Regions from separate parts of the Homo sapiens genome. Here all the other regions are linked to region 3. A link is an interaction called in ENCODE POLR2A ChIA-PET data of the cell type or tissue named here. Cell type or tissue: MCF 10A. All regions are shown on one strand. Region 1 overlaps LOC107984869 (a long non-coding RNA gene). Region 2 overlaps CEP20 (centrosomal protein 20). Region 3 overlaps ABCC1 (ATP binding cassette subfamily C member 1 (ABCC1 blood group)).

Region 1 (8,000 bases), 120 kb after region 3:
TACAGGTGCAAGCCACCACACCTGGCTAATTTTTGTATTTTTAGTAGAGACGGGCTTTCGCCATGTTGGCCAGGCTGATCTCGAACTCCTGACCTCAGGTAATCCACCCGCCTCGGCCTCCGAAAGTACTGGGATTACAGATGTGAGCCACCGCACCTGGCCCATTAGCTCATTTTAGCCACGATAATATCCCAGGAGTTAGGTACTATTATGGCCTCCTTTTAATAGCTGTAGAAATGGAGGCCCAAGAACGTGTGTGGTGGCTCACACCTGTAATCCCAGCACTTTGGGAGGCCAAAATGGGCGTAATACTTGAGGTCAGAAGTTTGAGACCAGCCTGGCCAACATGGCAAAACCCCATCTCTACAAAAATACAAACATTAGCTGGCATGGTGGTGCATGCCTGTAATCCCAGCTCGTCAGGGGGGCCAAGGCAGGAGAATTGCTTGAAGCCAGGAGGCAGAGGTTGTAGCAAGCCAAGATTGCGCCACTGCACTCCAGCCTGCACAACAGACGGAGACTCCAACAAAGAAAGAGAGAGAGAGAGAGAGAGAGAGAGAGAGAGAAGGGGAGGGGAGGGGAGGGGAGGAGAGGGGAAAGGGAAAGAAAGAATGAAAGAAATGGAAGCTCAGAGAGGTGCTTTTTTTTTTTTTTTTTTTTTTGCCCAAGGCCACACAGGTACCCAGGATTCACCATCCAGTTCAGTGTAACAACAGAGCTTGCGCAGATAACCAGGATGCTGCAGTGGGGCTCTAGGTGGAAAATCAAAGCTTCAAGGAGATCAGGGACATGTGTGTAAGAATCTTCTCGCAAACCAGGGCAGCAGGGAGGGTCCAGTCATGGAACCAGGTGCCACCTCACCTGGCTGAGTTCAAGATTGGCTCTAACCCAAATCACCTGCAAGACCTTGAGCAACATACTTAACCCTTCTCTGCTTCAATTTTATTTTTGTTACATTGATCGAAAGTCAGAAAGGAAAGGAAGTCCTCATTGGTACAGAGGTTAGGAAAATTGGAAGAGATTTTGGAGAGGGTATCAGGTTTATCCTACATTCTTTATCAGCATGAAAAAGTCCTCCTTTGGGCTTTTTGTTTGTTTTGATTTTTGTTTTTTGTTTTTGGGGTTTTTTTTGAGACAGAGTCTTGCTCTGTCGTCCAGACTGGAGTGCAGTGGTGTGATCTCGGCTCACTGCAGCCTCCGCCTCCCAGGTTCCAGCAATTCTCCTGCCTCAGCCTCCTGAGTAGCTCGGACTACAGGCGCCCACCACCATGCCCAGCTAATTTTTGTATTTTTAGTAGAGACAGGGTTTTGCCATGTTGGCCGTGCTGGTGTTGAACTCCTGACCTCAGGTGATCCACCCACCTCGGCCTCCCAAAGTGCTGGAATTACAGGGTTGAGCTAGCCAAAAAAGTCTTCACTTGGTTAAGCACAGTGGCTCACACCTGTAATCTCAGAACTTTGGGAGGACAAGGTGGGAGGATCACTTGAGGCCAGGAGTTCAATACCACCTTGGGTAACATAACAAGAATTTGTCTCTACAAAATATTAAAAAATAAAAAAAAATTAGCCAGGTGTTGTAATGGTACGCACCTGTAGTCCCAGCCACTCAGGGAGGTTGAGGTGGGAGAATCGCTTGAGCCCAGGAATTCAAGGCTACAGTGAGCTATGATTGTACCACTGCACTCTAGCCTGGGCGACAGAGCAAGACCCTATCTAAAAAAAAAAAAAAAAAAAGGCCGGGCACAGTGGCTCACGCCTGTAATCCCAGCAATTTGAGAGGCTGAGGCGGGTGGATCACTTGAGGTCAGGAGTTTGAGACCAGCCTGGCCAACATAGTGAAACCCCATCTCTACTAAAAATACAAAAAATTAGCCGGGCGTGGTGGTGGGTGCCTGTAGTCCCAGCTACTCAGGAGGCTGAGGCAGGAGAATCACTTGTACCCGGAAGGTGGAGGTTGCAGTGAGCCAAGATCACGCCATTGCACTCCAGCGTAGGCAAGAAGAGCGAAACTGCATCTAAAAAAACCAAAACAAAACAAAACAAAAAACTCTTCACGCTAGGATCTGTGAGTTCACAGAACAATTACACATCATAGATTTGTCTAGTCCAGCCCAAGTATCAAATACTCTGTCTACTTACTGGACAGATGAAACTAAAGGACCTTGAACCGGGCATCAGACTGTTTTTGCGTCTGGCCAAGTCTCTTTCCAGCTGTTTGACCTTGGGCAGTTCCCTTTAACTCCCTAAGGCTTGCTTTCTTCATCTTAAAATCAGGATGACAGTAGCATCTACCTCTTGAGATCACGTGAGAAATAAATGCAATGACGCATGAATAATGTTTCATACTGTATCTAGTATAGGGTGAGTACTTCTTCAAAAATAACAGCCACACCTTTTCCTAGGATTGCATGCAATGCAATAATATTGCAAATAAAGGCGGTTGTTGTTTTCTTCCTTAATAAATCAGGAGAGAATTAGGATTCTTTTGGGATTCAGACTAATCTCTTTGAACCAGCAGTTTGGATTTGGTTGCCATAGTGTCCTGGGCCATGAATGGCTGATAGAGAGACATGTCATATTTTCAACAGTTGCCTTGACTTGTCTGATGAGATGCCGTTTCTATTAAGTAGCTGTCTCCAATTTGTAAAATTCCATCTGTGGCTTTCCCCAACCCTTATTTTCCAACAGCCTCTCACTCCAGATCCTAAGAAAAGGCATATCTACCTGGAAGAAAAGAACTAAATCTTGGTAAAAGACATTTACCTTTTCTGAACTCAACCTTTAGTTTTTGTTCAACTGAGTTCCCCTGACAAAATGCATTTCAGCAAGATTTACTTCCAGAATTTCTTTATCTCTAATGCTTTTAGTAAAGAAGGCATTGAATGAATTTATTGCTCATCCCTCTGAAAGTGACCTGAGAATGTCAATGTACCTGTAGGATTTATTTTACTTCCTCTAAAGGACTGACAGTAATATCCAGCACCTTCCCCCCACTAAAAACATTCCACTTTGAGGCCAGGTGCAGTGGCTCATGCCTGTAAGCCCAGCAATTTGGGATGCCAAGGCGGGAGGATCGCTTGAGCTCAGGAGTTTGAGACCAGTCTGGGCAACATAGTGAGACCCCATCTTGATTAAAGAAAAAAAGTTCACTTTGAAACCTCTGGGCAGAGTGCAGTGGTTCACACCTACAATCCCAACAATTTGGTAGGCTGAGGCAGGAGGATCGCTTGAGGTCAGGAGCTTGAGACCAGCCTGGACAACATAGTGAGACCTTGTCTCTACAAAAAAAAAAAAAAAAAAAAAAAATTTTAATGAAACTTCTCACGTGACAATTTTAATCATGAGAACTATGTACATGCCACAGTCTGGAACTTGGGATCTCAAATGGTCATGGATTCCGTGTTCTCAGTCCCCATACAGAAGGGAGGAGGGCTGGCCTTTGGACTCCCCCAAATCTGGGTTTGAATCCCAGCTCCACCACTTTAAGTCTGGTTGCTCTGGGCCAGTTATTTAATGTTCTCTAAACATCAGTTTCGTCTGTGAGATGAGCTACCTTGCAGGACTTCATTCGGTCCTTCTACAAATATTTGTTCTACCGGAGCAGAGCAGGATAACAAGGCATCTGTCCTGTAAAGCAGTCCATTGGGCACCCAATGTGAAACAGAGCCTCAGCCCCACATAGGCTGCAATGCCACAGTGTGGTCCAGGGTTAGGGAATTCTGGGGAGCTCTGAGGGTGCCTACATTCCTGCTGTGCTCCTGGCACACATTGAGGAGAACGCCCTCTGCTCTGAACTTACTGAGTGATGAGTCACCCTTGAGCACCTGAGGAAGTGGAGCAAGTAGACCACAGGCAGCCTGGACCTGCCCCTGGTTTCTAGGATTGAGTCACAGCCTCCCTGGAAGACTTGAAAGAGAGATCAATTCGATCAAGGCTCCAGGGCTGGATCAAAGCCTAGGAAGTGGGGGAAAGGGAGGAGGAAGTTGGGCTTCTCCACGGTCCCAGCAAAGGCCTCAGCCTACAAATATTCTACAGATATTTGAAGAAGGACTGAATGAAGTCCCGCGAGGTAGCTTATCTCACGGATGTAACTGACATTTAGAGAACGTTAAGTAACTGGTCCAGAGCAACCAGACTTGCAGTGGTGGAGCTGGGATTCGAACCCAGATTTGGGGGAGTCCAAAGGCCAGCCCTCCTCCCTTCTGTATGGGGACTGAGAACAAGGAATCCAAGATTATTTGAGATCCCAAGTTCCAGACTGTGGCATATACATAGTTCTCATGTTTAAAATTGTCATGGGGAAGCCGGGCGCTGTGGCTCATGGCTGTAATCCCAGCACTTTGGGAGGCAGAGATGAGCGGATCACTTGAAGTCAGGAGTTCAAGACCAGCCTGGCCAACATGGCGAGACCCCATCTCTACTAAAATATATAAAAATTAGCCAGGTGTGGTGGTGGGCACCTGTAATCTCAGCTACTTGAGAGGCTGAGATGAGAATCACTTGAACCTGGGAGGCGGAAGTGGCAGTGAGCTGAGATCGCACCATTGCACTCCAGCCTGGGTGACAGAGTGAGACTCCGTCTCAAAAAAAAAAATTGTCATGTGGGAAGTTTCATTTTTTAAAAAAATGTTTTCATAGAAACAAGGCCCTACTATGATGCTCAGGCTGGTCTCAACCTTGTGGCCTACAAAGGCCTCAGCTTACTCCCTCAGCAAGCTCTGCCAGTGAGGCGGTCCTACAGAATTGTCCCAAACTGGGGTGAGAGGGCTGGAACTTGATACCCCAGCATGGACCAGGCATCGGAAGCCGCCTCCCCTCGAGCCAGGGGTATGACCTCGGACCTGGGAGAAGGGCATTGGTGATGCACCTCTGTTGGAAGCTTCCTTTATCTCTATGCCCCTCCCTCTTCTCAGACCTTTCACCCCCCAAGATACATTTGAGAAGAAGAATCGAATTAGCCAGGAAAGCTTTAGGAAGAAATGACATTTAAACAGACCTGGAGACCAGGCACGGTGGCTCATGCCTGTAATCCCAGCACTTTGGGAGGCTGAGGCAAGTGGATCGCTTGAGCCCAGGAGTTTGAGACCAGCCTGGCCAACATGGTGAAACCGCATCTCTACTAAAAATACGAAAAATTAGCCAGGTGCAGTGGCGCACACCTGTAGTCCCAGCTACTCGGGAGGCTGAGGCAGGAGAATGGCGTGAACCTGGGAGGCGGGGCTTGCGGTGAGCCGAGATCGCACCACTGCACTCCAGCCTGGGCAACAGAACGAGACTCCGTCTCAACAACAACAACAACGACAACAAAAAGGTAGACTGAGACCTGGAGAATGAGCAGAAATTAACCAGAACAGGAGGAAGTTTCCAGGCTGGGGGATGGGCACATGCAAAGGCCCAGTAGAGAGGGGGTTGGGGGAGAGAAAAGAAGAGAGGAGGGCGAGGGAGAAGAAAGAGGAGGAGGGGGAGGAGATAGAAGGGGAGGAGGTTGAGGAGGAGGAGGAGGGCTGGGAGGAGGAAGGAGGAGGAGGAAGAAGATGAAAGAGGAGGAGGGGGATTGGGGAGCAGAAGAAGAGAAAGGAGGAGAAGGAAGAGAGAGAGTTTGGGGGAGAGAAGGAGGGCAGGGGGAGAACAGAGAAGTGTCTGCAGTGAAACTGAAACAACCGAAAACGGCTGAGCAACGTTGGGTGAGTGGAGCAGAACTGGGGTCAAGTTGCACTGACTCAGCCATTTACTCAGAAGCAACTTCAACCCTCCAAACCTCAGTTTCCATCTGTAAAACAGGCATGATCACATCTGTCTCTCAGCTGTCTTCAGGATGCCATGAAACGACACACACACAATAAGGGCACCATCAATGTGAGTTGCTCTTTTTTATTATTATTGGCTATAGCTGAAAAAAAAAATAATGGTTAATCTGTTAATAATATACCTGTGGCCTAGAAAAAGTATGAAAAAGAATTCAAGAGTGGACAAATGTTTTCTTCAAGTGCCGGGTAAAATATTTTAAGTGAGTTCTGTTGCAGCTTCTCAATTCCTCTGTTGCCGTGTAAAAGCGCCCATAGACAATGCATTAAGAAACAGGCAGGCGGCCAGATGCGGTGGCTCACGCCTGTAATTAATCCCAGCACTTTGGGAGGCTGAGGTGGGCAGAATGCTTGAATCTAGGAGTTCAAGACCAGTCTGAGCAACATGGCGAAACCCTATCTCTACAAAAAATACAAAAAATTAGCTGGGCATGGTGGCATGCACAAGTAGTCCCAGCTACTTGGGAGGATGAGATGGGAGGATTGCCTGAGCCAGGGGAGGTTGAAGCTGCAGTGACCCCTTATCATGCCACTGCACTCCAGCCTGGGTGAGAGTGAGAACCTCTCTCAAAAATAAAAAAAAAAAAAGTGGGGGGCATGGCTGTGTGCTAATAAGATTACAGGCTGGGCATAGTGCCTCATGCCTGTAATCCCAGCACTTTGGGAGGCTGAGGTGGGAGAATTTGTTTGAGACCAGGAGTTTAAGACTAGCCTGGGCAACATAGCGAGACTCTGCTTCTACAGAAAATAAAAGAAGTAGCCAGGTGTGATGACACACACCTGTAGTCCCAGCTACTCAGGAGGCTGAGGTGGGAGGATCCCTTAGACTGGGATGTTGAGGCTGCAGTGAGCTGTGACTGCACCACTGCAGCCCAACTTGGGTGACAGAGTTAACCCCTGTCTGGAAAAATAAAAAAAAAGAAAAACAAAAGATTTTACATTTCTACAAACATTTTATATTTCTATGGAAAAAAAAAAGAGAGAGAGAAAAAAATGTGCACCTCTCGCATGTCACACATGGATTACCACTCACTCCCACTATTTGTTGGTCCAGCCACATTTCCACAATTGTGTGGGTGCCTGAAGGGTCAAAAGGACTCCTATAGGCAGCCTATGGGGCATGGCGCTAGACGGGCCCTCAACAACGAGCAAGAGATACTCAAGACAGTGAAGAGGAGGGGCTATTGGGCTGTACTTGCCCACAGCTGGTTGTGCACAGTAATGCATGTACATAGTTAAAAGTTAAAATTAGGCTGGGCACGGTGGCTCACACCTGTAATCCCAGCACTTTGGGAGGCCGAGACAGGAGGATCACTTGAGGTCAGGAGTTCGAAACCAGCCTGGCCAACATGGTGAAACCCTGTCTCTACTAAAAATACAAAAATTAGCCAGGCATGATGGTGTGCACCTGTAATCCCAGCTGCTCGGGAGGCTGAGGCACTAGAATTGCTTGAACCTGGGAGGCGGAGGTTGCAGTGAGCCCAGATCGTGCCACTGCACTCCAGCCTGGGCAATAGAGCAAGACTCAGTCTCAAATAAATAAATTAATTAATAAATTAAAATAAGTCTATGGACAAAAGTAAGGCTGGGTGTGGTGTTTTATGCCTGCAACCCCAGGCCTTTGGGAGTTCGAGGCAGGAGGATTGCTTGAGCCCAAGAATTTGAGATCAGCTTGAGCAACATGGTGAGACCCCATCTCTACAAAAAATAAAAATAGCTGGGCGTGGCGGCACGTGCCTGTGGTCCCAGCTACTCGGGAGGCTGAAGGATCAGTTGAGCCTGGAGGTCGAGGCTGTAGTGAGCTATGATGGTGCTATTGCATTCCAGCCTGGGCAACAGAGACTGTCTCAAAAAGAAAAAAAAAAGTAAGTCTCCATCGAACACTGACCCTCAATCACCGAGTCCTCACCAGAGAACATTTTTTATTTTTTTGAAACACAGTTTCACTATGTTGCCCAGACTGGAGTGCAGTGGTGTGATCACGACTCACTGCAACCTGGACCTCCCAGGCTCTGCAGGTCTTCTCACCTTAGCCTCTGGAGTAGCTGGGACTACATGTTCACTCCTACACGCCTGTCTAATTTTTGTAATTTTTTTTTTTTTGTAGAGATGGGGTTTCACCATGTTGCCCAGGCCGGTCTCAAACTTCTAGATTCAAGCGTTCATCCCGCTTTGGCCTCATAAACTGTGGGGATT
Region 2 (8,000 bases), 150 kb after region 3:
TCCCTCTTCTATTGGAGCATCTTAACTTCTATTGGAGCATCTTTCCTTTCTGTTGGCCCTGTTCAGATAGTAACTCCTTTATGGCATTTTCCTCTTTCTCTTCCTCTCATCTTCCCTTGTTTCTTTTTTTTTTCTTTTTTCCTTTTTGTGAGATAGGGTCTCGCTCTGTCGCCCATGCTGGAGTGCAGTGGCCCCATCTCAGCTCACCGCAATCTCCTCCTGGGTTCAACTGATTCTGCCTCAGCCTCCTGAGTAGCTGGGATTACAGGTGTGCACCACCATGCCCAGCTAATTTTTTTTCATATTTTTTTGTAGAGATGGGGTTTCACCATGTTGGCCAGGCCGGTCTCGAACTCCTGGCCTCAAGTGATCTGCCCACCTCCACCTCCCAAAGTGCTGTGAGGTTTTTTTGTTTGTTTTTTCAAGGCAGGGTTTCACTCTGTTGCCCAGGTCTCTAGAGTGCAGCGGCTTGATCATGGCTCACTGCAGCCTCGAACTCCTGGGCTCAAGCGATTCTCCCACCTCAGCCTCCCATGTAGCTGGAATTACAGGCATACGCTGGCATGCACCATCATGCCTGGCCAATTTTTGTATTTTTTTTAGAAATGGTGTTTTACCATGTTAGCCAGGCTGGTCTCCAATTCCTCAGCTCAAGTTATCCACCTACCTTGGCCTTCCAAAGTGTTGGGATTACAGGCATGAGCCACTGCACCTGGTAACAAGTGTTTTGAAAAGTATAAAAATTGTATAATTGAGAACAGTGGGAAAAATAATTGGGGGAATCTAAGCGTGACTTAGGATGAGCAGTGAGTTATTACATCATTTAATACAAGACATCATTTTACATTTAGCAGTTGATGGAAATAAGCAATGACTATTACTGGCTTCTTGGTAGCTTTTGAGATACCTACTTCAGATGAAAGTATTAAGAAGTTTGTGCTCACTTTAACAGCACATAAACTAAAATTGGAGCGGTACAGAGATTAGCATGGCCCCGGCAAAGGGATGACACGCAAATTCGTGAAATGTTTGATATTTTTTTAAAAAAGAAGGCCGGGCGCATTGGCTCACGCCTGTAATCTCAGCACTTTGGGAGGCCGAGGCGGGCAGATCACGAGGTTAGGAAATGGAGACCATCCTGGCTAACACGGTGAAACCCCGTCTCTGCTAAACATACAAAAAATTAGCCGGGCAAGGTGGCGGATGCCTGTAGTCCCAGCTACTTGGGAGGCCGAGGCAGGAAAATGGGCGTCAAACGGGGAGGTGGAGCTTGCAGTGAGCCGAGATCGTGCCACTGCACTCAGCCTGGGCGACAGAAGCGAGACTCCGTTTCCAAAAAAAAAAAAAAAAGTAAGTTTGAGAGAGGATGAGGAAGCAAAAAAAAAAGTTGCTAAAACGGCTTTATTTTTTAAAAGTTAGGTAACTTCTTTAAGCCCTTGTTTCTCACACTTCAGTGATTGGCATTCACAGAGTTTGCCATAGTCACATATTACTCATATTATTTACTTACAGATCTGCAGTGCTGCATCTGAAACCACTGAGGCCAGATACATGTTTGAAAATCCAAATGCTGTCGGGTTTTAAAATGACATGCCTGTAGTCCTAGCTACTTAGGAGGGTGAGGCAAGAAGATTACTTAAATCCAGGAGATTGAGGCTGCAGTGAGCCATGATCTTGCTGCTGCACTCCAGTGTGGGCCACACAGCGAGAGTTCTTTTTTTTTTTTTCGAGACAGAGTCTCACTCTGTCGTCCAGGCTGGAGTGCAGTGGCGTGATCTCGGCTCACGGCAACTGCCGCCTCCCAGGTTCAAGCGATTCTCCTGCCTCAGCCTCCCAAGTAGCTGGGACTATAGACGCATGCCACCACGCCTGGCTAATTTTTTGTATTTTTAGTAGAGACGGTTTCACCGTGTTAGCCAGGATGGTCTCGATCTCCTGACCTCATGATCCTCCTGCCTCGGCCTCCCAAAGTGCTAGGATTACAGGTGTGAGCCATCGGCCCAAGACTTCAATTCTTTAAAAAAAAAAAAAAAGTAATATGGTACATCTACCAAATACTACATGTATGTGCCAGGGAGTCCTAAAGTAGTATTCCACAATCACATTAATATTTTCTTTCTCTTTTTTTTTTTTTTTGAGTGCAATGACATGATCTCAGCTCACTGCAACCTCTGCCTCTTGGGTTCAAGTGACTCTTCTGCCTCAGCCTCCTGAGTAGCTGGGATTACAGGAGCATGCCACCACACCCGGCTAATTTTGTATTTTTAGTAGATACGGGGTTTCTCCATGTTGGTCAGGCTGGTCTTGAACTCCCGACCTCAGGTGATCCTCCTGCCTTGGCCTCCCAAAGTGCTGGGATTACAGGCTTGAGCCACCACACCCAGCACATTAATGTTTTCACACAAAGTAAGATAAAGTCTGTAATAGCCTTGTTAATAGCCTTGTTAGGTCAACCCTTGCCATCTGATGATTTTTTGCCAGATATATGAAGAGAATCCAGTTTTCAGAATTTTGCATTTCAGAATTACAGGCAAGTTATTGTGAGGCCGCACTTTTCTTTATCTTTTTGAAACTTATTTTAAAAGATAAACCTTAATCCATGAATTTGCAAGTTGCCTCTCCCTTCTGCACTCAAGCGATCCTCTCACCTCAGCCTCCCAAGTAGCTGGGACCACAGGTGCATATTACCTTCTGTGGCTAATTTAAAATAAAATTGCTGTAGAGCTAGGGGACTCGCTATGTTGTTCAGGCTGTCTCAAACTCCTGTTTGAGGCCAGGCTGGCCCCCCAAAGTCCTGGGATTACAGGCCTGAGCCCCCATGTCCAACCCAAAATTTTAATCACAAGTACATTTTTTTGAATATTTATTTAAAAAATAAAACTTTTAACATTTAAAAATCATCTTGAACCAGTTAACACTTTGGGGAAGATTAAAGTAAACAAAGAGACCTGTTTTATATTACTAGGTGACGCTTTCATAAGAGTTGCGGCATCTTATTAAATAAAGAAACTTACTTTCCTGGTTTCCCTGTGGCATGGAAAAATTAGTGTGATATTATTCCAGAATTTGGTAGCTTAGAACAACAACATAGATTATTTGTGGAATATTCGGGGATTTGGGATTGGCTTAGTCACGTAAGTCTAGCTCAGGCTCCCCCTTGAGGTTGGAGTCAAGATGCCAGCCAGGGTTGTAGTCGGAAGCCTTGAATGTGGCTGAACTATCTGCTTCCAAACTCATAATGATATTGACAGGCGGCCTCAATTCCTTACTGCATGTAACTTTCCAGGGCTGCTGAAGTGTCCTGAGGCATCTGACTTCTCCCAAAGGCAGCAATCCAAGAGAGAAAGCAAGGAGGAAGCTGCAGGGCCATTACCACGTGGCCTCTGAAGTCAGCTTTGTGCCAGTTAGAAGTGAGTTCAGCTCACACTCAGAGGGCAATGAGATTCCATCTTTGGAAGGGAGCGTCGTACTGTAAACCATTATACCAGCTAGTAAATAGATACATATCTCAAAAAATAAATCCTCCCCACAAATATATACACCTACTATGTACCCACAAAAATTAAAAATAAAGATTAAATCCTTTTAATTGTGTTTTCAAATTTGAGATTGGAAACAAAGGAAAACATTTCCATTGTACCACTCTTGATTGTCAGCAGAGCAGCTTTCCTTGATGCAAGAGTACTAATATAAATTCCCAGGCAGCACACTGTAAGGAAAACAATATGGGATTTGGGGTTCAAGTGTAAACTTTGTTTACTATCTGGGGGAATCTCTAGCAAATCTCCTGGCTGTGGTTTTCTCCTTTATAAATTGCAGTTGATGATCTTGACATTACACGATGAGGATTAGATGAGAAGAGGTATACGTTCTGTAAACTATAAAGAAGATTTTAAAATAATAGGTAATGTAAATATTAATCTAAATAAATGTTAGCTACACAGGAGCTAACATTTATATACCATTTCATATGTGCCAGGCACAGTAAAAAACACTTGACATTTATTAACTCATTTAGTGCATAACAGCCCTATAAGGGAGGGACGGTGCTTATCCTAATTTATAAAGGAAGAAACATTTATGAGGCTGGAGAGGTTAAGAATCTTACACAGAGTCCCACAGCTAGCAAATGGCAAAGCCAGAATTTGAACTCAGGTCACCTGGCTCTCAGGACCTAAGACTTTTTCAGGGCAAGGACTTATTAATCAAGAGGTGTTTATTGAATACCTGTTGTGTATTAGATGGGGTTAGGTATTGGGAAATACTCTACTGGACTTTGGAGTTTAAAAGAGATTCCTGTGGATTGATAGAAATGATATTTCAGTGTAGATGAGGTTTAAGTTGTTAACATGTTTTCTCTGGGTTTTAAAATTGTCATGAAATTAAGTGGTACTCTTAAATTTAAAAGTATGAACAATTTGCATTTTGGATAATCATGCCGCTTTTTAAAGTCTAGTGAATCACTTGGTCTTTTTGATGTCAGAGGTTACCTTTTAAAGAATAAATGTTTTAAGCTTTTCCCGTTTATGCAGATTTATTAGCTTTTGGTTTTGTTTTGTTTTCTTCCTGCTATAGACCTCTTTTATATGGGATTTTAGCCCATTTCTTGCGTGGAACTAAGGATGGCATCCAGAATGCATTTCTGAAAGGGCCTTCACTTCAGCCTTCAGACCCAAGTCTTGGCAGACAACCTAGTAGAAGAAAGCCAATGGGTATGAGTTTTCCAAGATTCATCATTTAGCTGTCAGCAAATATGTTTTCTTCCTATATATTTTTCTTTTGGAGTCTTTACTGAGCTTTTGAGTCATAGTTTAATTCTGCTTATATCTAATATGTCTAGCCTATGTTACTCCAAGAAACAGAATGCTTTTTGTAAAGAATCTTGGACAGGGAAGGGTGGGAGGCATAACTGGGCAGAATTCTTAGATGTAATTTCTTTATAGAAGTATTTAAAACTCTGGGCTAGGCACAATGGCTCATGCCTGTAATCCCAGCAGTTTGGGAGGCCGAGGCAGGTGGATCGCTTGAGGCCAGGAGTTTGAGACTAGCCTAAGTGACATGGTGAAACCCCATCTCTATTTTTTTAATTAAAAAATTATATTAATTAAATTTAAAAAAAAACAAAAAAATACTGAAAACTCCAATTTTCATGTAAATTGTAAGTATTTGGAGCAGCTTAGATCCTTGGTATACTGAATAAATAGCTTTTTATCAAGTGATTATTTTTTTTCCTCTCCATGACTGCAAAATAAAAGGTAAGATTGCTAAATACAGATAGAGAAGTCATTTGCATTTTTAGGATACTGTTTATGTTACAGTGGAAGTTACCTACAAGTTACAGATTGTTAGGAGAATCGCCCACATTTCTTTCAGATTGCCTGTTTTTTAAATGAGCTTTTGGTAGCTTTTAAATTTTTATGTATTTTTTTGAGACATAAAAATACATAAATTTTTATGTATTTTTTTGAGACATAAAAATACATAAATTTTTATGTATTTTTTCTAGTCACTCTGTCGCCTGACTAGAGTGCAGTGGTGCTATTATAGCTCACCGTAACCTTGAACTGCCGGGCTCAAGCAATCCTCTCACCTTCTTGCCTCAGCTTCCCAAGTAGCTAGGACTTCAGGCACCACACCCAGCTAATTTTTTAATTTTTGTGGACATGGAAGTCTCAACCGTGTTCACTAGGCTGGTCTTGAACTCGGTCTTAAGTGATTTCCCACCTCAGCCTCTCAGAGTGTGGGGGTTACAGGCACGAGCCTGTACCTGGCCCTGACTTATTTTGATTATCCCAGCAATGGGATCCCATTTTCACCATTTGAATTGAGTGGGTTATAGCTCAGTGTTTTCAGTTGTGGTAGAGAGCTGATCAATTTTTTTTTTTTTTTGAGACAGAGTCTCGCTCTGTCGCCCAGGCTAGAGTGTAGTGGTGTGATCTCGTCTCACTGTAAGCTCTGCCTCCTGGGTTCATGCCATTCCCCTGCCTCAGCCTCCCAAGTAGCTGGGACTACAGGCGCCCATCACCACACTCGGCTAATTTTTTGTATCTTTAGTGGAGACAGGGTTTCCCTGTGTTAGCCAGGATGGTCTTGATCTCCTGACCTCATGATCCGCCCACCTTGGCCTCCCAAAGTGCTGGGATTACAGGCTTGAGCCACCGCGCCCAACCAAGAGCTGGTCAATTTTTAAGGACAGTTAAAGGTGGGGTTTAGGCTGCCAATTATCAGAACAAATGTAAATCTTGAATGTTGACACGAACTTTTAGGAAACTTTTAGGAAACGCCTAAAATGTGGATTGCCTTTGTAGTTTCCTAAACTGCTATGACCAGTAGTGACCGTGTTAGATGCTTGGTGTCTCTTGAGGTCTGAAAGTAAACAGTGAATCAGGATAACCTATTTTGGAGGTGGTTTCTGACTGCACTAGGAGATATCTTTCTATATATATTAGAATGCTGAACTGGATGGAACGTTGGAAAATAAGTCATTCCCATCTACTTATTTCATAGTTGAGAAAACTTTAAGAAGGTTCCAATACTAAGAGGTTAAGTAACTCAACTAAGACCTGTAGCAGATAATTAGTAGCAGAATCAGCACATTTGATTGCTGTTCCCGTATACCTTTCCACATATAGATTATGGAGAAGTTTTCCAAATTCTCTTTTTAGGGATTGGTAAGGAACTGACATTACTGCCTACTAATTGGCAAGTACTTAACGAGCAAAATAAAACATTAATAGTGCAAGTACATGAGTAAATCTCTAAATTTTTTAAATAGTAAAAAGTTCCCTTTAACTTTCCTTTCTTCCTTCTTGCCTCTCCCTAACTCCTCAATTCTTCTCCCTTTTTATAGAAGGTGTCCCTGTTAGCAGTTTGCAGGGTATTCTTTGGGACTCATTTCTATTTTATTTTATTTATTTTATTTTATTTTATTATTATTATTTAAATTTTAGATGGACTGTCACTCTGTCACCCAGGCTGGAGTGCAATGGCACAATCTCACCTCACTGCAACCTCCGCCTCCCAGGTTCAAGTGATTCTCCTGCCTCCCAAGTAGCTGGGGCTGCAGGCATGTGCTACCACACCCGCCTAATTTTTGTATTTTTAGTAGAGATGAGGTTCACTGTGTTGGCCAGGCTGGTCTCCAACTCATGACCTCAGGCAATCCACCCCCCTTGGCCTCCCAAAGTGCTGGGATTACAGGTGTGAGCCACTGCATCTGGCCATGCCCAGCCCCTTCGGGACTCATTTCTGTGTATTTAAATATATATACATTGTTATGGTGCACGTTATCCTGCAATTTGCTTTTTTTTACTTGTTGATACGTGTAGATCTCGTTTTTAACTTTGTTTCATATTCCAGAGTATTATTACAATCATCCTTTTTTTAATTTTAGAGATGAGGTCTTACTCTGTCATCCAGGTTGGAGTGCAGTGGCACAATCATAGCTCACTGTAGCCTCAAACTCCTGGGATCAGTCTTTCCACATCAGCATCCCAAGTAGCCGGGACTATAGGGGTGCACCACTGCACCTCGCTTATTTTTTAATTTTTTGCAGTCAGGGTCTTGTCCTGTTGCCCAGGCTACTCTCCCACCTTATAATCACTCTTATTTAGTTTTAAATATTTTGCTTTTACGGTATTGTGATGTAACATTGTATCTTTGTCCACACATTACAGTATTGTGATGTAACATTGTATCTTTGTCTACACGTTTCTCTTGTGTGGATGCCTAAAGTAGAGTTGTTGGTTCAAAGGATATGCATATTTAAAAATGTAGTAGATATTGTCTAATTCCCCTCCAAAAAGGCTTTATCAGTCTATACACTTACCAAGAATATATGACAATATGAGTTTCTGAGTTCAGTTGTCACCAGTGGATATTGTACACCTTAACACTTCTTAACACAGCAACCCCAAGTCATTGATACTATCAGTCCCATAAAGAAAAATAACCGCTTGAGAAATAACTTTCTGGTTTGTAAGTTTCATAATCAGCCTTGT
Region 3 (8,000 bases):
CTAATTTGCACACTCAAAGAGCTTTGTCAAATTCTTCTCCTCAGGCCGCCTCTCTTCTATGGATCTAAACACAGATTTTCAGATTATCTCAAGTGACCGATAGGGAGGCCAACACAGGGTCCCCCCTTCACTGGCAAAAAAAAAAAAAAAAAAAAAAAGGAAATAGCCTTTTTTTTTTTTTTTTTTTTTTTGAGACGGTTTCACTCTCATCGCCCAGGCTGCAGCGCAATGGTGCGTTCTCAGCTCACTGCAGCCTCCGCTTCCCAAATTGAAACAGTTCTCCTGCCTCATCCTGCCACATAGCGGGGATTACATGGTGCACACCACCATGCCTGGCTAATTTTTGCATTTGTAGTACAGACGGGGGTTTTATCATGTTGGCCAGGCTGGTCTCAAACTCCTGACCTCAAGCGATCCACCCACCTCGGCCTCCCAAAGTGCTGGGATTACAGGCATGAGCCACTGCACCCGGCCTGGAAACAGCCTCTATCTGACGTGGAAGGCCTTACTTGACAACAAAGACAACTAACTTCTGAAGTAGGTCAAGGATTGACAATAAAAAAGGAGGAAAAAAAATCATGGGGCACTGGATTGTAATCCAGGGAGCATGTCATTTAACCCAAACCAAGGAGAATCTTTTGACATCACACACTAGGTACAAAAGACAGAGCCACCTCCAGGGGGTTTCCCAGCCTCAGACACTGAAATACAGTAACTCCTGTCCCAGATAGCATGAAAGCAGCTTGTGAACTGGTCCCTCTTTCATTTGAAATGAAAACAATTCAGAGAAGTCCTGGCTGAAGGCAGAGGGAGGAAAAGCCTGATTCATCCAAACAGAGTGATGTGTTCTTTGGCATCCACCATATTGACATCTACGTTTGGTACCAGATGAGCTGGCCAGAAACCCTGTGGTTTGAACCAATTAGGTACGGCAGCCCCAGGCACTGATTCTTGGAGCGCAGGGTAGTTTAAGGACCTTGTCTGGGTCTTTCAGCATGTTGACCTGTTTGTCAGAAACACTCTCAGCTTTTAGTTCTAACGGGTTTTCTGCTGGTTACCTCCGCTCTGCACTGCCAAAGTGCCCCCCACAACCCCTGCACCCAGCAGGAGGCAATGCGTGCAGCAGCAATAATGTTTAGAGCAGTGATCCTCAAACGCAGCTCTGTCACCAGCATCGGTGGCACCTGGGAACTTGTTGGGAACCGCAGATGCTCGGGCCCCACCCAGACCTACTGCATCAGAAACTGTGTGGGTGGGGACCAGCAATCTGTGTTTCAAGCGTGAGAACCCAGTGGGAGGGTTCCTGACACATCACCACTCTGACCCTCAGTGTCTTCATCTGTCAAGTGGGGAGACTGATCATCCTGCCCTACTGTGAGGACTAAATAAATAATACAGTGCACCCAGCTGTTATCCTTATTATTAGACGGAGCCTAAATGTCCAGCAGTAAGAGATTTGCCAGTATAACGTAAACACTGGTGATTTGTTTGCCCTGTTGCTTACCAACTGTGCAAAATGCCTCCCTGCCCAGGACCTCCGTTTCCTCTACTGGAGCACACCCCAGAATCTTTGCCCATGCCCTTTGCCCATCAACTTGTCTGTTTTCTTTGTTTTTTTGTTTCAAGAGATGGGGTCTCACTATGTTGACCAGATTGGTCTCAAGAAATCTTCCCCCCTAAGCCTCCCAAAATGCCAAGACTACAGGTGTGAGCCACGCACCTGGCCCTTTTTCTGGTTTTTGATGCTGTAGTGGGCACAGGGGAATATCCTGGCTCAGCCTCCCTCTCTACCTGCCTGGGTGCCTGCAAAGGCTTTTTAAGTGCCACCGACCTCACCCCCATGTCCAATGTATCCTCTTCCTTTGAGCCTGAGGATCTTCCACAACCTGTCCAACCTGAGTGTGTCATTCCACTGGTGAAAAACCTTTCCTCAGCTCCCACCACAGTAGGGTTAAAATTCCAAGTCCTGGCTGGATGTGGTGGTTCACCCATCCCTGTAATCCTAGCATTTTGGGAGGCCAAGGCAGGGCATCACTTGAGCTCAGGAGTTCAAGACCAGCCTGAGTAACATACAGAAACCCCATCTCTACCAAAAACAGAAAAAGTTACTTGGGCGTGGTGGCACGCAACTATGGTCCCAGCTACTTGCGAGGCTGAGGTGGGAGGATCGCTTGAGCCCCGGAGGTGGAGGGCACGGTGAGCTGAGATGGCACCACCGCACTCCAACCTTGGTGACAGAGTGAAACTCCATCTCAAAACAAACAAACAAACAAAAAATTCCAAGTCCTTATTGTGACACATAATTGCACCCTTGATCTCTGATGCTGACTCTTGCCTCTCTTTTCGCTTACATCCTAGCCCTTCCAATCTAGCCAAGCAGAATTCTTTTTTTCTTTCTTTCTTTTGAGACAGAGTCTTGCTCTGTCGCCCAGACTGGAGTACAGTGGCGCGATCTCGGCGCACTGCAACCTCCGCCTCCCGGGTTCAAGCAATTCTCCTGCCTGAGCCTCCCGAGTAGCTGGGATTACAGGCATGCACCACCACACCCAGCTAATTTTTTTATGATCAGTAGAGACGGGGTTTTACCACGTTGGCCAGGCTGGTCTTGAGCTCCTAGTCTCAGGTGATCTGCCTGCCTCGGCCTCCCAAAGTGCTGGGATTACAGGCATGAGCCACTGCACCCAGCCTAGCCAAGCCGAATTCCAAGTGATTCCCAACACCCACAAGCTCCCTCAACTGGACCTTTGCACATGCCAGTTGCTCTACCAGGAGCACCCTCCCACCCCACCACCTCCAAACATATTCACCTGGCCAGAGCCTCGCATTCCTTAGACTTGAGCATCCCCTCTCCTCCCTGGATGCTAGCCCTGGAGCCCCAGGCTGAGTCAGGGACCACTCTCCCAGCCCCCACAACTCCCAGCACTTCCCTCCCTCAGAGCCCCCACTGTCCATCCTGCAGTTGTTGGTTCAACTGCCTGCCACCCACCTTCCATCTCTCCTCCAGGGCAGTGGTCAAGGTCTGTTTCTTTCTAGCTCAGCCCCTGGCACAACACCTGATTATTAAATGACTGAAAGCATGACGGAGAAATGGAAAGAAAATGGAGTTTCAACGCTTTAATCAACGGTCCAAGATCAGGCCTTGGTGGGTGGGGACAGAGACTGATCATGAAGGGGCACGAGGGAACTTCCTGGCGTCCTTGCAGTGTTCTATATCTTGACAGGGGTTTAAAGTATTCCTTTACCAAGATTCATCAAATGCTAACTTGAGATCAGCAATTTCACTGTATGTAAATTTTAAGCAAAAAACTCAGAAGTGTAAACAGATCTTAAACTCTAGCTAATGATTTACTTGGAAGTGGGTGCATGAAAGAATACTAATATATTTCGAAGGAAGTTTCAGATATCAAAAAAACTAGGTTCAGTGGCTCAGGCCTGTAATCCCAGTATTTTGGGAGGCTGAGGTGGGAGGATGGCTTGAGGCCAGGAGTTCAAGACCAGACTGGGCAACATAAGGAGCCCTCACGCCTACAAAAAATTTAAAAATTAGCCAAACACAGTAGTGTGCACCTGTAGGGCCCAAGCTACCTGGGAGGCAGAAGCGGGAAGATCATTGGAGCCCAGGAGTTGGAGGCTGCAGTGAGCTATGATCACACCACTGCACTCTAGTCTGCGAGACAGAGTGAGACCCTATCTCAAAAACAAAAAACAAAACAAAAGTAGCCGGTTGGCTGGCTGATTAGCTATCTGGTTAGACAGACAGATATGTGACAAAGCAAGTTTAGCAAAATGTTAACTGTGGCTCTAGGTACCAACTATATGACTGCTCACAGTAGAATTCTTTCGACTTTTCTGTAGGTTTAAGAATGTTCATAGTAAAATGCTGGGGGGAAAATATTACATATTATACAGACAGGACTAAAAATACCTCTTACTGCAAACGAGCTGAGTAGCTTTCACTGAATGTTCCAAACCAGTGATTTGCAACCCTGAACCACCTGGAGATCTTGTTAAAATGAGTTTGACTTGGTAGGTCTGGGATGAGGCCTGAGACCCAGCATTTCTAGCAAGCTTCCGGGGGATGTCGAGCATTCCAACTGGTCCAAGGACCTCTGCTTTCAGCTGGGACCTAATAAATGATCTCCTTTGGCCTTGATCCCCTTATCTACAAGACCCTCCTCCCCCAAACCTAAACCACAGACTCAGTGCCAATGAGAAAAAAGGCAGGAGACTGGGGACCGGCCGGAGCTCTGGCAGTCTTGGTCAGCCCTGCCCAGGCTCCCAAAAGCCTCGGCAGCCCCAGAGCCAGAAGGACAGATGGGAGGAGCCCCACCAAGCAGCCAGGGCTGGAATAGACATCTGAGTCATGGAGTGGGAGCAGGGCCAGCTGGGGAGGATTGGCCGACTCAGTGACTCAGCACGAAGTGGCCTGGAGGAGCCAGCCCTGCCAGCTCCCACCCACGCCCTGCCTGACCTGACCCCAGCCGCCCCAGGCCTTGGCTGATCACTCTGAGGACAGGCGACAGGTGATGGATGGCCTGCTGCTGCTCTGAGGATGGGAGAGCAGCAAGCCTGGACTCTCCCCATCTTCCTGGCTCCACTGTGATTCAATCCCTGAGAGTGATGGGAAAACAAGCAAACAGGTTGTCCCGTTGTCCTCCTCCCCAGATCACAGGGCTCAGGTCTGGGACAGAGAGAGGAGGTGAAGCCAACAACAAATCGAGTTGCAACCCGTTTTCAAGAAGGGGCTGCTGACGTCCCCAAAGGAAGAGCACCGAGCCCAAAGCCACAAGTCTAGCTGATTCTCACAGGACCTGGTTCCTACCCTTCCTTGCCCCCATCTCAATTGCTAGGCTACGTTGCTAGGTAGTTATGTGGTTATTTTGTTTGTTTGTTTGTTCATTTGTTCGTTGTTTGTTTGAGACAGGGTCTCAGTCTGTTGCCCAGACTGGAGCGATCTCAGCTCACTGCAACCTCCGCCTCCCGGGCACAAGCAATTCTCCTGCCTCTGCCTCCTAAATAGCAGGGATCACAGGTGCTCAACACCATGCCCAGCTAATTTTTGTATTTTTAGTAGAGATGGGATTTCACCATGTTGGTCAGGCTGGTCTCAAACTCCTGATCTCAGGTGATCTACCTGCCTCGGCCTCCCAAAGTGCTGGGTTTATAGGTGTAAGCCACCACACCTGGCCTTGAACAAGATTTTTAAAAGCACTTAGCATCACTGAATTGCATACTTAAAATGGTTAAAATGGCAAATCTTAGGTTACATATATTTAACCCCCCAAAATGCAACATTAAAAAAAAAAATAAGGCTCTTGACACCATGCCAAGCCTTCAGAACATCTGTGCATACATCAGTCCCCTTCCTCTTTCTTGCTGGTAATACTTGAACAGGATGAAGGCAGAGAAGCAGCTTAATCTGATGTCCTGTGAGGCCTCATGCACACTTCACCCTTATGCAAGACATAATATACGTGCCACATGTACTGAGCACCTCCCCATATAACACAACAATAAATTACCACTACAGGCCCACCGTGTGCCTGGCTGTGTCTTAGGCACTGAGGTTACAAGGTGGATACTGCCACGTGAAGCCTCTAGCCTAACACAAAGCCATTATTTAGCCAAGACCCTCCCATTCAGCAGTTACAACCAAGCGAAGTGACATGATTGTGCACAACAGCCAGTCGTGAGTTCGAATCTCTGCTCTACTACTCAGGTCGAGCAAGGCACTTATGTCTGCGATTGTTTGTCTGTAAAATGAGAAAAATAGTACCAAGTTCACCAGGACTGCTGTGAGAGTCAAGTGAGACATGCATATAAAGAACTTAGCATAGTGCTAGCCAGTACACCGCAAGCATCTAATAAATGTCGATTCCCGTCCTTGCCTTGCATAGGAAGAAAGAATGCCTGCAAATGGAAAGGGGACAAAAAAGGAAGCTAAAAAGTCATCAGAGCTAAAGAAATGCTTAGACCAGGGGTGGACAAACTTCTTCTGTAAAGGGTCAGATGGTAGGTATCTTAGACTTTGTGGGTGCTACAGTCTCTGTAGCAACTACACAACTCCACTGCTGCAGCTCCAGACACCTGTAGACACTATGTGATGAACGCGAGTGGCTGTGTTCCAATAAAACTTTATTTACAAAAACAGGCAGCAGGCCAGATTCGGCCCATGGGCTACTGGCTAACTCCTGGTCTAAACTCTAATCTGCAAAAAGGTAAATGGCAACCCCATGGGGTTCCTGAACAGGAACCCAGAGGGAAGTTCAGGCTTCCTGGACAGAGAGTGTCAGCCAATCAAAGTGTTCTCTCCTGGACAGGTGCACAAATGTCAGAAATGCAGCAGCCTGCACACCCACATTTGACACCCTGCTGGATCTCACTGCACAAGAGGCAGACCACAGCCGGGCACGGTGGCTCAAGCCTGTAATCCCAGCACTTTGGGAGGCCAAAGTGGGCGGATCACTTGAAGTCAGGAGATCGAGACCATCCTGGCCAACACGGTGAAACCCCATCTCTACTAAAAATACAAAAACTAGCCAGGCATGGTGGTGTGCGCCTGTAGTCCCAGTTACTCAGGAGGCTGAGGCAGGAGAATTGCTTGAACCTGGGAGGCAGAGGCTGCAGAGCCAAGATCATGCCACTGCACTACAGCCTTGGCGACAGAGCGAGACTGCAAAGAGACAAACCACAGTGTCTTCCACCATCTTGGAAGACCAGCAGTGACACAGGAGGAGCCGAGCTGGGGGAGATGACACAGAAACAGAAAACAATGACTGGGGAGAAGAGTCAGGGTGTCCCAGCCCCACAACAGTGTAGCCTTTTAGCCGCCAGAGCTGAGAGCTTCATGTCACCCAGGGTGGCAGAGCAAATCCCAGGCCCAGGCTGCCAGGAATGCAGAAAGCACAAAAAAAGGTCCAAGTCAGATCTGTGAGTCACCCTGGTACACACACGCCCAGGGGAGAAGTGAAAGGGAATTTATCCAGATTCCCAAGGGAGATCAGAAATTAAGAAAGTCCCTCCTTCAAAAAGCTTCCAGAACCATCCATGGCAAGAGAGCTCTTCCCAGGCTCCCAGAGGAAGCTTGATGGGTTGGGTGATCCCCACGCCAGCCAGGCAGCCCCAACCAGACTCTGTTTACCCTGAGCAATCCAAGGTCTGCAGCCACCCAGTTGAGGTGTGACTTGTTTTGTATAAATCCCAGTTCTAAAGAATGGCTCGGCCAGACACGGTGGCTCACACCTGTAATCCCAACATTTTGGGAGGCCGAGGCGGGTGGATCACTTGAGGTCAGGAGTTCGAGACCAGCCGGGCCAAGATGGTGAAGCCCCATCTCTACTAAAAATGCAAAAATTAGTCGAGCATGGTGATGGGCGCCTGTAATCCCAGCTACTCAGGAGGCTGAAGCAGAAGAATCGCTTGAACCCAGGAGGCGGGGTTGCAGTGGGCCGAGATCATGCCACTGCACTCTAGCCTGGGCAACAAGAGCAAGAATCCGTCTAAAAACAAAACAAAACAACAGAAAAAAACAACAAACAAAAGACAAAAAAGAATAGCCCAACATTTGACAAACAGGGACACTCGGCTGCCACACACTTACACACACTGATACACAATACATATAACAGCCACTGACTCATGAGCCCCTCTCTTCTGTGTCAGGCACCAGCCAGGGATCCAAAATGGGGTGACCCCTGGGCTCAAGCGATCCTCTAGCCTTGGCCTTTCAAAGTGCTGGGATTACAGGCATGAGTCACCATTGCCTTTGTGAACTTTATACATATGCAAGCACACACAACACAAAGACACACACACACACAAACACACACATACATGAACATAAACACACTCACAAGCACACATTCACATATAAGCACATACACGCATATACATGCCTATGACTACCGAGACACACAAGCAGGCACATGCACACGTACACACAGATGCACAGGAATACATACACAGATGTGTGCACTTGCTCATTTCTCCAACCCAGCTCC

What was found. ChIA-PET counts read pairs that join two places held together with the same protein. Peaks named below come from ENCODE experiments on the same cell type or tissue, not always from the same donor. Only the 100,000 strongest peaks of a DNase experiment are listed, where the experiment ranks them.
Region 1: POLR2A ChIA-PET joins it to region 3 with 12 read pairs; 7 of 35 experiments call an interaction of 5 or more read pairs at or near these places.
Region 2: POLR2A ChIA-PET joins it to region 3 with 11 read pairs; 18 of 35 experiments call an interaction of 5 or more read pairs at or near these places.

What each region holds. Positions count from the first base shown.
Region 1 is chr16:15,895,662-15,903,661 of GRCh38, reverse strand. It overlaps LOC107984869 (a long non-coding RNA gene), which reads left to right. Exons shown (of 3, transcript XR_001752339.2): 3 at 670-1,114. Among named protein-coding and RNA genes, the nearest start is that of CEP20, 11 kb to the right of the region's middle. RefSeq lists an enhancer at 3,225-4,424. In MCF 10A, no CTCF peak of the experiment used is centred here; a DNase peak (open chromatin) is centred at 3,831.
Region 2 is chr16:15,870,203-15,878,202 of GRCh38, reverse strand. CEP20 (centrosomal protein 20) reads left to right here. Exons shown (of 5, transcript NM_144600.4): 4 at 4,576-4,712. It also overlaps the pseudogene RNU6-213P. Among named protein-coding and RNA genes, the nearest start is that of CEP20, 14 kb to the left of the region's middle. In MCF 10A, a CTCF peak has its summit at 3,140 (motif pointing left); a DNase peak (open chromatin) is centred at 3,152.
Region 3 is chr16:16,018,624-16,026,623 of GRCh38, reverse strand. The region is part of intron 5 of ABCC1 (ATP binding cassette subfamily C member 1 (ABCC1 blood group)); the gene reads right to left. Among named protein-coding and RNA genes, the nearest start is that of ABCC1, 73 kb to the right of the region's middle. RefSeq lists an enhancer at 4,258-4,552. In MCF 10A, no CTCF peak of the experiment used is centred here; DNase peaks (open chromatin) are centred at 853, 4,363 and 6,963.